Linked DNA regions of Homo sapiens: region 1 is linked to region 2. A link is a contact called in ENCODE Hi-C data. All regions are on one chromosome and are shown on one strand. Each heading gives the region's core, a stretch centred on a gene start or an enhancer-like site at or near the end of the contact. The rest is flanking DNA. Distances are from core to core; before and after follow the strand shown. Region 1 holds the start of NMT2 (N-myristoyltransferase 2). Region 2 overlaps FAM107B (family with sequence similarity 107 member B).

What was found. Hi-C counts contacts between places; a loop is a spot of excess contacts on that map. Pooled maps may share reads with other maps.
Region 1: a map of Right ventricle myocardium inferior shows a loop between it and region 2 (4-fold over the local background). The contact joins the promoter of NMT2 here to the enhancer-like site in region 2. A Hi-C loop is called at or near these places in 5 of 168 maps with a recorded cell type or tissue (B cell, CD8-positive, alpha-beta T cell, Right ventricle myocardium inferior and 2 more), 6 of 37 single-sample maps with no recorded cell type and 23 of 50 pooled maps.

The regions. Positions count from the first base shown.
Region 1 is chr10:15,167,343-15,170,296 of GRCh38, reverse strand. It overlaps NMT2 (N-myristoyltransferase 2), which reads left to right and starts at 1,604. Exons shown (of 12, transcript NM_004808.3): 1 at 1,604-1,794. The coding sequence starts at 1,685. RefSeq lists a silencer at 1,405-2,234.
Region 2 is chr10:14,607,364-14,610,281 of GRCh38, reverse strand. All of the region lies in intron 2 of FAM107B (family with sequence similarity 107 member B), which reads left to right. Among named protein-coding and RNA genes, the nearest start is that of FAM107B, 170 kb to the left of the region's middle. RefSeq lists an enhancer at 1,501-1,550. Within about 2 kb of position 1,606, at least 8 of the 41 ENCODE cell types and tissues checked have a DNase peak (open chromatin) inside an H3K27ac peak, as active enhancers do; they include B cell and sigmoid colon, where a contact is called at or near this core.

The DNA of each region.
Region 1 (2,954 bases), core at 355-2,854, 560 kb before region 2:
TACCCGAGCGGGCTGCGGGTTCTCCAACAATCCATGTTCACAGAGATGAGCTGCAGGAACCTCACTCATCTGTATTTGCTTCTATCCTAAAGTTTCACAGAGGTGACATGTGACATTTTGCCTCAGAAATAGTTGCCGTTGTTAAAGGCAATATTGTATTTCCTTTTGTGTTTTGACCCCATTTGCCCTTCTTACAGAATTTTAGTTGTCTCAATGCCAAACAGCTGACGGGCTTTGAAATCGCTCTGCAGTTTTCATCTTTTGATACTTCTAGCTCATTGCGTTTTAAAAACATAGTCTCCCTTGGGGAAAAAAGCCATAAAATGCTCCTAGTATCTTCTGCAAAAAAAGGACCCACACCAAAAAATTCAGGTGGCTCTTTAAAGTCTCATTTTCCTCACTGAGCGGGTTCTGATGATTATCTTTGCAAAACCACTGCGGAGACTTCCGGTGGCCTAGCAGCACATTTGAACAAGATCATCTCAGCAAAGCAAAGGACAGGACTGCTCTGTACAGAATGCAGTAGCAAATAAGAGAGGCTGAACTTCACCGGTCTTCTATTTGGCAGTACTACAGAATGCCTCCCTTCCCTCTTCTGAGAGAGACAGCGGACAATTTCAGCACAGAAGGCCGTGCACGTTTGCTTGGAAATCTAGGTCATGACCTTGACTTTGGGAAAGCCAGGGTAGCCTACCTGAAACTGTCCAATCCCCCAGCATCGTGGACACGTCCCCAAGTCCCTCAAGATGTCTGTTCTGGTCTGAGCCGTCCGTAGTAGTGTCCAGGGAAAGCAGGGGTAGCTCAAAAATTTCTGTCAAGAGTTTTAGTGCTGCAAGCCTGGTTGGGACAGGGCGGTGGAGGGCTGGAAATACTGTTTTTGACTTTGAATTTGATTTTATAATGTATTAGATGGATAGATAGATGCGAAATGGAATTGTTAACATGTATGTGGAGGGGCGGGAAGAGTTTCTGGAAAGCCCCATCCCTGAGTGCCTACTCCTGAGTGGGAAAAACCCCTGCACGGGCTGGGAGCGCTCCCTAATTCGTCCAGAAGTAAAATCGCATGGCCTGTGTTCCAAAAATGCCGCCACTCAGGATGTCAAGTCTGCACGTTTGCAGCTTTGAGAGCCGAGCCCCAGGCAGAGGCACCGCGCAGGCCTGGATGTACAGGACTCGGCCCTGTGCAGGGCTGGCCAGGGTGAGCAGGGTTGGAGCTGGCGGGGCGGGGAGGGGCGGGGCCATCTGGGAGGGGCTGCGGCGGTGGGCGGGGTTAGAGGGCGGGTTTGAAGCCGGCAGGGTGGGGAAAGGCGGGGCTGGAGGGGAGGGGTCTCAGAGGCGGGCGGGGTTAGAGAGCTGGATTGAAGCCGGCGGGACGGGGAGAGGCGGGGCTTGGTGGGGAGGGACGAAGAGGTGGGCGGGGTTCAAGCCCGTGGGGCAGGGCGGGGCCGGCGGGCAGGGCGGGGCCGGCGGGCTGGGCGCGGACGGTGAGGGGCGGGGATGGAGGGCGGGGCGGGACGGAGGGCGGGGAGGGGGCGGGACGGAGGGCGGGACGGGGCGCGGGCGGGGCGGGGCGGGGCGTAGCGCCCGGGCTCCGACTCCAAGCAGTACGGCGGGAGGCACTAGAGGGAGCTGCGGCCGCTCCGGCCCGGCCCCGAGCACCGCCTCCCCAGCCAGCGCCGCCGCGATGGCGGAGGACAGCGAGTCTGCGGCCAGCCAGCAGAGCCTGGAACTGGACGACCAGGACACGTGCGGGATAGACGGGGACAATGAGGAGGAGACGGAGCACGCCAAAGGGTAGGGGCGGCGCGCTGGCGCACCGGGCGCGACAGGGCGGGGACCGCGCGCGCCACGGTCTCCCGTTCGGGGGTGGCTCCCAGGACTGGGGGTTCTTCGGCCGCTCCGCCCCGCGATGGCTTCTCCGTGGCGCGGAGCCCATGGTGAGGTCCGGGGCGCGCGGCTCGCGGGAGAGTGCAGTGCGCGGGGAGGCGAGGCCCGGGGTGGGCGGGGAGGCTGGGGCCCGGGCGGGGAGACGCTACTGTCACTTGCCGCGCGCCCCCGGCCAGCCTCGCCCATCCCCGCCGGCGGCCTGGCCCAGGAGGCGCCTGTTGCCCTCGCCCGCGGGTGGCTCCGGTGGGCGCCGAGGAGAGGCGCTACGCCCTTCCCTTTGTGGCGGCCGCAGCCTGGGGTAGGAGGTCGCCCTCCTCTGCTCCCTGCCATCCTTGTTAAGTCCCTTCAGACTCCCTCTCCGCAGCCGCCACCCGAAAAGAATGGGCAAAGACGTGGGTGGAGCGGCGTGGAGGTGCCCCGATGGTGTCGGGGCCGCAGGCGGCGAACTGCGCAAAGTTCTGGCGCCGAGGGGGTCCCGGGCCCGGCCCCTGCTGGGGATACTGGGCTTTGCACCGCCTCGCCTGTCCCTAGAGCTCTTCAGAGCAGGGCCGATCCCCTGAACCGGGCTCCCGCTGACCTGGCCGTATCCTGTTTGCAAAGCTGGTATTTGATCTCCAAAACTCGATGCACCACGCATTTTCACACTTGATCGGATTTCTTAATCCTTTCCCTTTGCCCCCGAACCCTGCAGACTTGATTTGCTCTTCTGTTGGAGAAAAGGATTGCTTCAGGTGAAGGCCGGTGTTGATGCTCTCTTTTTAGAGGCAGTGGGTCATTTTAAATAAAAACTGGTGTCCTTTTAAAGTGCTGTTTACATTACCCTTTTACCCTATTGGATTCAAACTATGCGCTGGCACAGAGCGGTTCTTGCTACACCCTTAGAAGTGAGATTTTTCGAACCATGGTGAGTGATGGAGAAGTGGGTCAGCTTAAAAAACATGATAGGGAGGCCTGAGTCACAGATGGTTTACTCAGTTCGTAGAGAGATTCTTGAAATGATTGATCATTGAAAGTGTAAATCATTTGCATTCTACTTGTCTACTTTAAGATTTATTATAGAAAGGGAC
Region 2 (2,918 bases), core at 357-2,856:
AAGCTCTGCCTCCCGGGTTGATGCCATTCTCCTGCCTCAGCCTCCCGAGTAGCTGGGACTACAAGCGCCCATCACCATGCCTGGCTAATTTTTTGTATTTTTAGTAGAGATGGGGTTTCACCGTGTTAGCCAGGATGATCTCAATCTCCTGACCTCGTGATCCACCCGCCTCGGCCTCCGGAAGTGCTGGAATTACAGGCGTGAGCCACCGTGCCCGGCCTAGATGCCATATTCTTAACTTCGTTTTCCTTTCCCTATTGTTTTCAGTATTCAGGTCATCAGGGGTCAATGAAGACTTGGTAACCACTGAACGGACCATGTGGGAATTCGGTTATTACTCAATAAGAATTCCTTCTTAGGCCTGGTTCCTGGTTTACTGCTGAGCTCTGCATGTGATACCTCTCCAAGGTTTCCACCTTCTGCCTGCCCTCACATTCTATGTTTATATTAAAGAGCATCTGTCTGTTTGCCTGTCCTTCCATCTGTCATAGAATTCTAAGATAGCCTCCACAATTCCTGGCCTCTGGTATACACACAACTTCTCCAGTTATTCAGTCATACCCTAATCTAGCTATTGCTGTGATGGGATTTTGCAGATGTAAGGAAGGTCTCAAGTCAGTTACCTGTCAAGATAGGAAGATGATCTGGGTGTGCCTGACCTAATCACATGAGCACTTTAAGTCTGAGTCTAGAGCCCTAGATGGCCAAGTCAGAGATTGGAAGCATAGAAGGATTTGCTGAGACACTGCTGACTGGAAGATGGGGAGGGCCACATGATGAGGTTTCTGGGCAGCCTTTAGCCTTTAGCAGCTGAGAGTAGCTCTCAGCTGACAGCCAGCAAAGAAACTGGGTCCTCAGTCCTATAACCACAAAGAACTGAATTCTGCCAGCAATCTGAATGACCTTAGAAGAGGACCTTGAGCTCCAGACAAGATGAACTATGAGCCCTGCCAAGATCTTGATTTTGGCTTTGGGAGGCCTTCAGCATAGACCCCAGTCATGCCATTTCTGGACTAAAAAAAGGACGAGTCAATATGTGGGTGTTATAAGCCACTAAGTCTATGGTAAGATGTTATGCAGCAATAGGTATCTAAAACACTGATTTAGAACCCAATGCACCTTAGTTGCATTATAGTCCCAAAGCGTTTGTTGTTTTTTCTTTCCCCCATCTTTTTCTTATTTAAACCAAAAACAAATAAGCAGAAATTAACTATTTTCTTTGACCTATCAATTGAGGCCATGAGGCCAATACCAATGTATTGTATCTGTCTTTGTGGGTTTTATGTTGAATACCAAAGTGCTTTTGTCTTATCATCAGAAAGATTTCCCTTGAGACTATTGTTAGCACCTGTTACTTTGCCCTCCATTCTGTAGTTCCTCATGTCTGATTCAGAGGAAGATTATTTGCAAGGATGGTCACAAGAATTCCTCCTCTCCTAGTACAGCACTCAAGCCCTGTTGCAATATGACTACTGCTTCTACCATCAAGGGGGGTCTCTTTCTCCAAATCTTGGATTTGGGCTGACCTTGTGACATTTTTAATGGTAGAATGTACAGACTTCTATCATTCTTCTAGACCCATAACGCTAGAGCTCCAGGGGCCTTACCACTTCCTCTTTCGCCCTCCTGGACGGGGCTGTTGTGTGAGGAAGTCCTATCTAGCCTGCTGAGAGGCCATACAAGTGGATCTGAGATGCCTGAGCTGACAGCTGCCATCAACTTCTGGACTTTGAGACCACCCAGGGCAAGCCAGTCCCTGGCCAACCTCCCAGTTGACTGCAAACACATGACAGAGCCAAGCTAATGCCACATGGGGCAGAAATAAGATATCGCAGCTGAGCCTTGTCCAAATTGCCAACCCACAGTATTGTGAGCAAAGCATGTGTTTTTATTTTAAGCCACTAAAGTTTTGAGGCGATGTGTTATACAGTCATAGATAATTGACACAGAATGAGAGAGCGTGGCTTAAAAATAGGATTTTAAAATTAAGATTTTATTTCTTTTTGAATGGATTACGATTCAAATGTCCACGTACACAGTGCAAAATTTAAGATACAAAAGAGTATACATGTCAAAACAAATTTCCCTCCTTGAGGGCATTGTTAAGTTTTTCTCATCTCTTTGGAGCTCTTCAGCATGGTGGTTTGGGTGTAAAGTAACAATTTTAAGATTACGCATGAACAAAATGACCAAAGTAGACAATAAAAAAGCAACACGTCTTATTCCAGATTGATTTGCTTTGTATCATTTTACGTCCCCAAATAGTCATTTCTGCTTTGTTCGATTTTCCTTAGGGATGAATTTGCAAGATCTCCAGATGTCCAAGCTAAAGGATGAGGTCATAGTGGAGTATATGGGTGACCCTGTAGGTTGCTGCTCTGAAATGGAAAATTATTATGTATGTTTTCCAGTAATGCAAGATCAGAGAATCTATCACCAGTGATGGGTTAAATGACTCAGAAACCATTCAGCGGAGTGTTCCCTTTGTAATGTAAGGGAAATCAGTATTTGTATTGAAAGCAAATCAGTAAAGACCCTCTAAGCCACCTGATAAACTGTGTCAGCCCCAGAACAAAATCTTAAATACAGCCCAGCAGGCTATTTAGGCCACTAGTTCCCTTGACTTTTTCCAGAGTCCTGTCTACATTCAGAATGTGAAATCTACAGTATATCAGACTCGGGCTGAGGGTCTGGTGTTGCCTGTTATAACCCTGGGAAGTACGAGGCTTATTCATTCAACAAGCATCTATCACCCACAGAGTGATATGTTGCAGACACTGTGGTGGATGGTATGGATACAAATGGAAATATCACCATAGCTCATAACCTTTGAGTTTTTATTTCCTGGGATCCCCCCACAGTGGCTCCAGGGGTCCCAAACCAAATTGGATACTTGATCTTACCTGAATTAAAATCCC